Linked DNA regions of Homo sapiens: region 2 is linked to region 1. A link is an interaction called in ENCODE POLR2A ChIA-PET data of the cell type or tissue named here. Cell type or tissue: OCI-LY7. All regions are shown on one strand. Links, peaks and the distances in the headings refer to the core of each region. The heading gives the core; the rest is flanking DNA.

Region 1 (5,813 bases), core at 240-5,239:
TTCTCCAATTAGTCTACCTTTTTTGAGTTGGTTTTTCAGCAAACCTTCTGAGGGCCACGAGGAAAGCTCTCCCTTGGCCCCTACGTAACTTGCTGGTCTTTGCAAGAACTCAGTCAAGTTGGTACTATTATTGTTCCTATTTAACAAATGAGGAAACTGTAGCAGAGAGGGACTTTAGTAACTTATCCAAGGTTACCTGGCTTGTAAGGAATAACTGGGACTCAAACCCATGTCTTTCTGGGCTGTAACAATTACAGAGAAAGCAAGCAAGGAAAATACCTAGCACTCTCTTTATGTGAGTCAAATTTGCTTTTAAGCCACTTTTCCCTAAGGCAGGCCCACCTCTTAGATTTTCTGTCACATAATTGTCTTTCTGGCTGAAGAAGAAGGCATTATGCCAATTCTGAGAGAGTAACAATGACCCCCTGTTAGTCAGGATGTGAGCCGCTTCCTTCCCTCTAAAGCAGAGTCTGCTGCTGCACAAGGGAAGTTGGTTTCTCAGAAGCTCACCTTTGTAGACACAAGTCTGTTTGGGTGACATTTTTTAAGTAAAATATTCTTAAGATGAAAATGAAGACTAGAAGTGTACATGGGAGATGCTCTTTTCTCTAGGTGGTGAGATTAAGAAAAACTGTTTTTCTATTCATCCGTATTCTGTAACTTTTCTACATGAATATGTCTAAAAAATTTTTTTTAAAAAATCAAAGCCAGAGACTGCATGGGAAAAAATTGTGCCTTGGCTTTTGTTAATAGGCTTTTGATAAGATAGTAACTACTTTAGTACTAATAGCCAATAAAAATACATTTGGTTGAGTGCTAAATACTTTAAACAATAGCAGGGGAAGTGTGGAATTTAATTATAAGGTTAAAAAGGACACTAAACAATGTCCAGATACTCAGTGCTTCTCTGCAGATGGAGACACAGTTGTTTTGTGTTCATGGCCCTGTCTTTTAAATTTTTTTTATTTTTATTTTTTTGAGATGGAGTCTCGCTCTGTTGCCCAGGCTGGCATGTAATGGCTCCATCTCAGCTCACTGCAACCTCCGCCTCCCAGGTTCAAGCGATTCTCCTGCCTCAGCCTCCTGAGTAGCTGGGATTACAGGCATGTGCCACCACACCCAGCTAATTTTGTATTTTTAGTAGAGATGGGGTTTCTCCATGTTGGTCAGGCTGGTCTTGAACTCCCGACCTCACGTGATCTGCCCGCCTTGGCCTGCCAAAGTGCTGGGATTATTGGCTTAAGGCACCGTGCCCAGCCACGGTCCTGTCTTATGTCGCACAGTTCAAAGTGAGGCACAGGCTGGTAGATAAAAAACAGGGAAAGTCATGAATCACAATATTACTTTTATCATCAATTAGCAACAAATGGTCTCTGAAAACTAATAAACTTGGCATGGGGAAAGAGAGAGGTGATCTTTTCAAGCTACAGTGCATGTTTGTTCTCCCAGGTGAGACTCATTAAGTAGAAGCCATGTTACTGAGAATTTGCAAATATAAGCAGTATGGAGGCAGAAAAAAAAAAAAGAGGCTGAAAACTGGTCAGTGCTTGCTAAGGTTCTTTTCTCCTACAAAATTCTAAGATTTTGTGATCGTTTTAGTTTAGTAGTATGTCTTTATATACTTTTAAAGTTATGTACTCTTAAGTTTCTATACATTTTAAAGCTAGTTTTCCCTAAATTGATGTGCTGCTACAGGGTATCTTAGACTTTTAGTTAAATCTGTAGGTGAGTCCACTATAAAATGCTAGCCAAATGAAATGGTAGCCAAAAACATTTTCAAATACCTAAGTATCCAGAGTGAGTACAGTTTATAGGCTCACTCACTTTAATGGCGAAATAAAGGAATTTTAAGTACAAAAGATAACTCAGAGGAAGAATCAAGTGATAATACAGCACCAAGGAATCAAGAAGTCATCCCCCACCTTCCTCACTTCCCCATCTCTCAGGGTTCCATTTAAAACCAATTCCTGCTTACCTTGGAGTGTAATTTAAGTGGAGTGGCTATAGTATTAAAGCTAAGGAGAAGGAAAAACATGTGAATTACCAGCAGTCATCTGTCTAGGCAGACAGTTGGAGACAAGAAAGAACAAACTGAAAAAGGGCAACAGACTCATGCCACAGGTGGTGCATGCAGGTGCAAGGACTTGGGTCAGACAAGCCCTTCTCAGAAACACAGAGAAATATTCAGCCTTGTTCACTTTCATTCCCTGCAAGAGGACAGACCTGGCAGCCTTAAAAAGGAAGAGTTCTGGAATCAAACCGGGCTCTTTTGTGTTTCCTGTTTGGCTGAAAGCAATTTGAAGTGAACAAAATCCTAAGATCAACTCACTTTAAAAATTGTATATATATATATATATGTACATATATACATTTTATATTGCCTGATTATGCCAAATAATCTGACTTTACCAACTACATTGTCTTTGCAGATGACGCAGAGCTACCTGTTTGTTTTCTCTTTTCTGTGCTTCATTGTTAGATAACTTTCCATTTTGTTTGATGGAAATAACCACGCTAGGGTCACTGATCTGACACTGCAATCTCTTTATTCTTGGTTTTACACTGCACTTCTAGTTTCATAAATGAGGCCGTATTTAGGCTTTGGTTTATGGAATTGAGTTTACAAGGGTATCCTTCACTCTGTTTTATTTCTACCCTCTGGCATCTCATGGATGTGTGCTTTGCTCAAGTGTCCCCAGAGACCCGGAAGAACCAGCTAGATGGATGATCCTTGAGTTGCTAGTTGCACAGATGTTTACATGGATTATCTCAAAAATCAGATGTTGCATCTCATTTATGGGATGAAAAAGCTTCAAGAAAGGAAGATAGGATTTAGATCTTTCCTTTTTTCTTCTTTTGGACTTAAAGTGCAAAGATTTGAGTTAATCGCCTTCCTCAGATCACTGTATGTGATCATCCATGAGAGGACCTTTTTGTTTTATTTTACTTCATTGTTTTCCTCCTTGATTGCCAGCACTGGCAGTCACTCTGATGTATTAATAAGTGTTTGGATATGAGTGTACCCCCAGGTTGTTTTTTCTATAATGCTGCTTTATGAATATATGTGTTAAATCTGTAATGTTCAATGGCTCTCATTCTGTTTCTTGCTTTTTGATGCAATGCTGTTTTTAAGCTCTATTCATGTTCCTTTATGCACAGCTAGCGCATTTCTTCTAACTGCTGCATAAGATTCCATATTATGTGTCATGATCATGTCATGATCATCTGATCCTCTTAACATATCTGTGGCCCCTAGTGGTGGACTCCCAGACTGCCCCGAACTCTCTTGTACCACAAACAATCCTGTGATAGACATGTTTGTGTGTATTTCTTCATGAACCTGTGTGGAGAGGGATTCCTGGATTGTAGGTTGTCAGTGAGCATGCACGTGTGTGCATGTGCGCATGCGCACAAATACACACACACACACACACACACACACACACACACACACACACACACAGAGATACTGCCACAGTGCTCTCTAGGATACCTGTATCTGTGTACACTCCCGGCAGCAGCACATGAGGGTTTTTGTTTCCCACACCTTTGCCAAGATTGCCAAGATTTCCCAACTTTCTAATTTTTATAAATCTATTGGGTGTAATGTAAGGCGGTATGTCAAATAGTTTTAATTTCCATTCTTCTGTTTACTAGTGACACTGAACTTCTCTTCAATCCTTCTTAGGCATTTGGTTTTCCACTTCTGAGAGTTGGCTATTCATACTTTTTGTCAATGTCTCTCTTGGGTACTTTATCTGATTTATAGGAGTTCCTTATAAAGTCGTCCCCCCTTATCTGAGGTTTTGCTTTCCGAGTTTTGTTACCTACCATCTTTAGTCCAGAAATATTAAGTGGAAAATTACAGAAATAAACAATTCATAAGCTTTAAATTGCATGCCATTTTGACTAGTGAGATAAAATCTTGTGCCATCTTGCTCCATCCTGCCCAAGGCCCTTATCATTCCTTTGTCTAGCATGTAACCACATGCTGCCCACCCCTTAGTCACTTAGTAGCCCTGCCGGTTCTCAGAATAATTTGTGGTATCTCAATGCTTGTGTTCAAGTCACTCTTATTTTATTTAATAATGGCCACAAATTGCAAGAGTAGTAATGCTATTATATTATTATAATTTGTTGTATTGTATTATTAGTTATTGTTAATCTCTTACTGTGCTTAATTTACAAATTAAACTTTATCAGAGGTATGTATGTAAAAGAAAGAAACATAGTATATATAAGGTTTGGTGCTATCCACAGTTTCAGGCATACACTTGGCAAAGTTTGGAATGTATCCCCTGCAGATAAGGAGCACTATTGTATATTCTGGGTTTGAATTCCTTGTTGGCGTGAAATATCTTCCAAATGTTTTCTTTCTGTCTATCCTCTGTCTGTGTAAGTTTGTTTATGATGGGCTTCACTGAACAGAAATCCGTAATTTTCGTGCAGTCAAAATTTCATGTCTTGTGCTTTTTGGGTCTAATTTACAAAATTCTTTCCCATTCCAAAGTCTTACATATATTCTATATATTCTTCTATTAGCTTTATCATTTTATAGCTGTATACCAAGTCATAAGGTACTCATAAATATATGATTATTGTTGGTACCCCTAATGTTGTGTAACACAGTACTGGCCATATTATAGGAACTTAACAAATAAATTTTGTTTCTTTCTCTAGCCCTGTTTCTCTGGTAAGTGGATTGAATGACCCCTCTGCTACAGACTGTTTTGTGGCTGAAGAGGATAGAAAGCTCTTTCTGCTCTGGGCCTTACTAAGCCAACAGCATGCTATCTCCGTGCTATCACCCTAGTCCAAGCCACTGTCATCTCATACCTGGAATTTTATAGCAACCTCCTAACTGGCTTCCTGGCTTATGTATTTTCAGCTTTTTCCCATTCATTTGCAGCCCTGTTACCAGAGTGATAGAGCTTAGATTAGTGCTGGCACATAGTAAGTGCCCAATAAATGTTAGTTATGATGATGATGATGATGATGATGATTATTATTATTATTATTATTATTGTTATTATGGAGCTTAGCATTTATAAGAACTTTATAAAATAGTTATAAACGAAAAATGTGTTCAGTATCCATATAGAATGCATTGTACTAGTGAAAGGCTAGTACAGACTAGCAACCTAACTTTGGCCATTCATCATCTGTCATGGTCCCAATGTCATCATTCCAAACTGTGCAAGATGTAAGTAGCTGGGGATTGAGCTCTACAGGCTATAGAAAATGTCCTAGAGGGCTGGACACGGTGGCTCACGCCTGTAATCCTAGCACTTTGGGAGGCCGAGGTGGGCAGATCATGAGGTCAAGAGATTGAGACCATCCTGGCCAACATGGTGAAACCCCGTCTCTAATAAAAATACAAAAATTAGCTGGGGGTGGTGGCAAGTGCCTGTAGTCCCAGCTACTCAGGAGGCTGAAGCAGGAGAATCGCTTGAACCCAGGAGGCGGAGGTTGCAGTGAGCCCAGATCATGCCACTGCACTCCAGCCTGGGCAACAGAGCAAGACTGCATCTCAAAAACAACAAAAAAAAGACAATGTCCTAGAATTTTAAAAATTCAAGCCTTTGATTTTAGCATATTTTCAATTATTATTTGCCTTTTTTCCATAAAAGTCAAGTGCACTGTATCAGTCAAGGTCCAGCCAGAAGACAATCACACAGTAAGTCCAACAGGGAAAATTGAAAGTATATTAACTAGAAATGGGATTAACTACTAAGGGATAAACATAACTCTTAAGAATACAAGAATGGTGGATATAAAGAGCAGCTGCTACTCTCTAGACCAGAGTTTCTCAA
Region 2 (5,813 bases), core at 512-5,511, 700 kb after region 1:
AGCATCTTGTGGCAGAAGCTGCCCCTGTGTCAGTTGTTACTGGCATGCATCCAGGCCCTACCGTGTGCCTTCTAATTTTGTGCTCTCCTTAGTCCAGTGTTTCTTAAAGGGAAGACACACCCAAATTCCTGGATCTGCTGAAACCTATTGAGTTATCATCTCTGTAGGCTCTACCTGGACATCTGCTCTTTAAACAAATATCCCAGGTGACTTGAATAAATATTAACATTTTAAAATATTAAAATACTAAAATAAATATTTGATTTGAGAACCCTTGTTTATTCCTTTGTTTTGAAAATTTGAGACCCCCTGTTTATTTCTTCCTTTCCTCCTCTTCCTTTCTTATGTGTATCTATTTCTATTTCCTTTCTCCCTTTTTTTTTTTTTTTTGAGACGGAGTCTCGCTCTGTCACCCAGGCTGTAGTGCAGTGGCACGATCTCGGCTTACTGCAACCTCTGCCTCCCAGGTTCAAGTGATTCTCCTGCCTCAGTCTACTGAGTAGCTGGGATTACAGGCGCGCGCCACCATGCCCAGCTAATTTTTGTATTTTTAGTAGAGACGGAGTCTCACCATGTTGGTCAGGCTGGTCTCAAACTCCTGACCTTGTGATCTGCCCACCTCGGCCTCCCTTAGTGCTGTGATTACAGGCATGAACCACCGCGCCCGGCCTATATTTTCTACCTCTCATTTTTGTGCTCACTTCCCCTTCTACACTGCTTGCACACAGGCCTTGCGGGGAAGGAGTGATCCCTAAAAAAGAGGATGAAGATGGCCAATAGTCTTCTATAAATAACATGAGCATACCTCATAACTACAGCACTAAGAAGTATGGGCAAGTCAAATAAAGATCATATATGCCTGAAAAAAAAATCACTGTAATTGATGTTGTATATGAATTGTAATATGTGAGAAGCTTACTAGTTTATGATCTTAAAATACACAGAGACAGAATTTTTTCTATGTAGGAACATTTCAAAATGCAAATTTCAATGTATTAATTTCAACAACTATAGTATTATAGTATTATTGTCATTTTTCTTCCAAACAGTGAGATGTACTAGTGATGTACTGGTAGTATACTAGTGATGTAATAGTGATGTACTAAGGCTGTGATGGTTATTTAAAAGATAAAGTACTATATGAGATTTTTGGTGTCTCAAATGGCTTACAATCTATTTGAGAGGCTCAAAAGTACACACATGCAACATTAAAACAGGAACCTGAGGAAACGTGTAGGGAGGCTTTAAGTGTGTTTGTCAGAGATAAGCAGAATTTGGTTCATTTCTATATAGTTTTCCTCTTGCTTATCTCTACTTTCTAATCTGTTGTGATTATGAGTTGGATGTCTTTTTTAAAATCTGAAAAACAAACAGTATGTCATAATAAAAGATTTCCTTTTTATTGTTATTTATATATTTATGATTGTAGCTGATCAGTCTCGCTCTGTCGCTCAGGCTGGAGTGCAGTGACGAGATCTCGGCTCACTGCAAGCTCCGCCTCCCGGGTTCAGGCCATTCTCCTGCCTCAGCCTCCCGAGTAGCTGGGACTACAGGTGCCTGCCACCACGCCCGGCTAATTTTTTTTTGTATTTTTAGTACAGACGGGGTTTCACTGTGTTAGCCAGGATGGTCTCGATCTCCTGACCTCGTGATCCACCCACCTCGGCCTCCCAAAGTGTTGGGATTACAGGCGTGAGCCAAGCTCCTTTTAAACAGATTTGAACATATACTACCCACATAGATCAGGAAGCAAAAGCAAATCCTCTATCAAGGATAAAGGATTCCACCCAGACCTCATAGAATTTCTACATATAAAGCCTAGGCAAACATGAGCTCACAATCCAAATTACAAAACAAATGAAGAAAAAGGCCATTGTGAGCAAAAGAAGGTTGAGGGAAAAACTTTTTTTAAACCTACACAGCCAAATTAGATTCTCAATCTGAAAAAAGAACAGATCAAGAAAAGAATAGGCCCATTTCACTTATGAACATAGATGCAAAAATTATAGGTAAAATACTAGCAAACTAAATCCAACATGCTTATTACAGTGAGCTAGGAGAAACCTTAAAACGTATTTCCCTGTCTTTAGAATGCATTTATCTGACTAGCCACCTATCTAGTCCTCTATCATGAAAACATAATAAATTAGGTAGACTTTACTCCAGAAATTCAAGTATGATTTAACATCAGAAAGTCTATCAATATAATCCATTTCAAAAGACTAAGAAAAAGCATTTGAGAGAGTATATAACTTATTAATGATAAAAACTTTTATAAGATTAGGAATAGAAGGAAATTTACTTAACCTCATAAAGGACCAAAATGTACAGCAAGTACATTACTTAATGGATTAACTTTAAACACATTCCACATAAGTTTGAGATCAAGATAATGTTGCCTCTACTATTTAATATGACGCTGAAAGTTCTGGCTAACAGAATGATATTTTTTAAAGGAGGAGGAAATAGAAGAATTAGAAGGAAGGAAACTAAATTTGGATTGTTTGCGGTAATACGATCAACCACGTAAAACATCCAATAGAAATAGCAAGCTATTAGAAATAATAAGCGTTCAGCAAGGTGACAGAGATGTTGTTCTCCCCTTCTTCCATAATACTAGGTTTTTTAGCAGGGCACAGGGCCAACCAGAATAAAAACAACATTTGCCAGCCTCCCTTGCAGCTAAGTATTGTCATGCCCCAGGCAACGGGTTGTAAGCAGAAGTAGTGCATACATCCTTAAAGGGAGAAAGTGTGCCTTCATCCTCTTTCCTGTTATCTGGAATGCAGACATAATGGCTGCAGTGTTAGCAGTCATTTTAGATCATAAGCTGACCTTGGATAGGGAAGCCACACATGGCAGAGCAACAAAACAGAAGACACCTGATATAACAGTACCAGCCCTGAGTTATCTACTCACCAAACTTCTTGAATTTCTTGAATAAACCTCTGTCTCATCATGACACTTTTATTTCAGTTTGTGTTTGTGTGTTTGCATTACCTATAGCCAAATCTAATCCCAACTGATATAGCAAGATTCCCAAATAGAAAATCAATTCATGGCCCTGCACAGTGGCAACACTTTGGGAGGCTAAGGCAGGTGGATCATCTGAGGTCAGGAGTTAGAGGCCAGCCTGGACAACATGATGAAAAACCCTGTGTCTACTAAAAATACAAAAATTAGCCTGGTGTGGTTGTGCATGCCTGAGTCCCAGCAACTCAGGAGGCTGAGGCATGAGAATTGCTTGAAGGATCAGAGGCGGAGGTTGCAGTGAGCCGAGATCACGCCACTGCACTCCAGGCTCGGCAACAAAGTGAGACTTGGTCGCCAAAAAAAAAAAAGAAAAAGAAAATCAATTCATGGAAACTGAAAGTATTCATTCACACTTACACTAACAAACTAGAAAATAAGATACTATTTATAAAAGCAACAAAACTATAAAGTATCCAGGAATTAACATATTTGAATTTATTGAAGGAATTCAAAGGAAACCCAAATAGAGGTATATATAATGTTTATGGATAAGATGATGTAACGTTATTAAGATCTCAATTATCTCTAAATGTGTTTATAAATTCAATGCAAACCAAACTTGTAGCAAGATTTGGGGAATTTAAACGTATTCTAAAATGCACATGGAAGACTAAATTTCTTTATAAGTCGGTCATTTTTTATAGTAGCAGACATACAGAACCATGAAACAGAATAGAGAACTCAGAAACAACCCATTTACATAAGAGAATCTGATATGTGATCATGGTAACACCACAAATCCATGAGGAAATCATGTTGAGTTAGTCAGCTATTGCTTGCTGCAATAATAATATTATGTAACAGATAATCCCAACTTATCAGTGGCTTATGGTAGTCATTTATTTTTCTCCCTTATGGGTCTGTATATGAACTGAGATTCAGCTCATCTCATCTGGGCTCCTTAAGACTTGGTTGGGTTCAGCTGAATTCAGCTGGACTTGGCTCCAGGATGCAGGTCAGATTCAAGTCTTCACCACATGTCTCCTTCTGGCAAGAGGTCAAGCCAAATCATTCAAATACATTTAACACCTCTCCTCTCATCATATTCACCAACATTCCATTGGCCAAACAAGTCATATGGCCAAGTTGAACATCAATAGTGGAAGGTAATGCAAAACTTCATGCCAAAAGGCACAGGTGTATAATTGTAGAGCCAGGAGAACAAGAAGGATTGGGAACAATAATCCAATCTAACACAGAGATTTGGTTTCATAGATAATGTTGGGGAAATTGATTCACTGTGAGAAAAATATAAAATTAAACCCCTATCTCATACCATATGCAAAGGTGAGCTCTACATTAGCAACAACAACAACAAAAAAAAACCTAAAAGTAAAAGGTAAAACTAATAGAAATTAAAAATAGAAGAATAGCTTTGTAATCTTAGGGTAGAAAAAAGAAGAAAAGCATTTAAACAAGACTCAAAGCATAAACTATAAAATCAAAAAAAGATGAACTTGATGACATCAAAATTTTAAACTGTTCTGTTCAACAAAAAACATCATAAACAAGTTTAGAGAAAGTTGATAGATTGGAAAGTATTTTCAAAGGCTGAAGCCAACAAAAGATTAATATCTAGAATATACAGTATTAAGAATTCCTACAAATAACTGAGAAAAAAAAGAAATGCAATAGAAAAATAGCCAAAGGATATGAACAGGCAGATTTATAGAAGGGAACCTTGAGAGACTAACAAGTAGATGAAGAGATATCCAACCTCACTTATAATCAGATAACTGTACATAAAAACACCAAAATACTTATTTACATCTATTAAATAGGCAAACGTGAAAGTTTAGTAATATCAAGTGTTGCCTAGGATAGGAAGAAATTTGAATCCTCCTGCTTTGTTATTGGGAGTTAAGTCCTGGTACAATCATTTTGGAGCATTAACTAACAATACTTAATGAAATATAGAATGTGGTAGAATGTATTTTTCCCGATGACCCAGCAGTTCCACTCCTGGGAATGTGCACCCCTAAGAAGCTCTTGCACAGGTCCTTAAGTGACCACAATTGAGGTGTTCATCACAGCAGCACTTGAGCTAGCCAGATATTGAAGGCAACCTTAGCATATACATCACCAGCACAATGGGTAAGTACGAGGTAATGGGTGCCATGGAACAACATGCAGCTGTTGGAAGTAATGCACTAAGTGTACATTTTGCAACATGGATACATTTTTTTAAATGTTTTATGAATTTTTTAAAAAAGGTAAACAGAACAAGATCACGTAAGCCCCAGGCCTTTGAATGTCTTTCCTATAGGGTACATCTCTTTGTTTTTCATTTCTGCTTTTAGCTGGGACACTTTGAGGGAAGGGTAGGGTAGGTATTGTTACAATTCACTTCTGACAAATATTTTCTTCCAGTTCTCACATGAGGTTGAGGCAGATTTTCATGCAGTCCCCAGGCCCCCATGGTTTCTACCCTCATAGCATCCACCATCACCTTCCTGCTCCCCTTTTGCATGTTTAAAAGACATTTATCGATTATATGTTTTCTTCTCAGGCTGGGTGCAAGATGAGTGATGGCTGTTGAGGAGTGGGCCACAGTCTGAGATATAGAAAACAATCCTGCTACTCTGCTATTCGTATCTGCTCACATCCCCATTTCCAAGTTAAAAACATACGAACAGATCAGGTGCGGTGGCTCACGCCTGTAATCCTAGCACTTTGGGAGGCCGAGGCGGGCAGATCACTTGAGGTCAGGAGTTTGAGACCAGCCTTGCCAACATGGTGAAACACTGTCTGCATTAAAAATACAAAAATTGGCTGGGCGC

The links. ChIA-PET counts read pairs that join two places held together with the same protein. Peaks named below come from ENCODE experiments on the same cell type or tissue, not always from the same donor. Only the 100,000 strongest peaks of a DNase experiment are listed, where the experiment ranks them.
Region 2: POLR2A ChIA-PET joins it to region 1 with 6 read pairs; 2 of 35 experiments call an interaction of 5 or more read pairs at or near these places.

The regions. Positions count from the first base shown.
Region 1 is chr2:64,052,230-64,058,042 of GRCh38, forward strand. No RefSeq gene overlaps it. Among named protein-coding and RNA genes, the nearest start is that of VPS54, 36 kb to the left of the region's middle. In OCI-LY7, for the core only: CTCF peaks have their summits at 3,259 (motif pointing left) and 3,459; DNase peaks (open chromatin) are centred at 472, 2,122, 2,510, 3,262 and 1 weaker place; H3K4me3 peaks cover 2,215 bases; H3K27ac peaks cover 4,253 bases.
Region 2 is chr2:64,753,544-64,759,356 of GRCh38, forward strand. LOC105374777 (a long non-coding RNA gene) reads right to left here. Exons shown (of 6, transcript XR_940177.3): 6 at 3,446-4,271. Among named protein-coding and RNA genes, the nearest start is that of SERTAD2, 100 kb to the left of the region's middle. In OCI-LY7, for the core only: no CTCF peak of the experiment used is centred there; no DNase peak of the experiment used is centred there.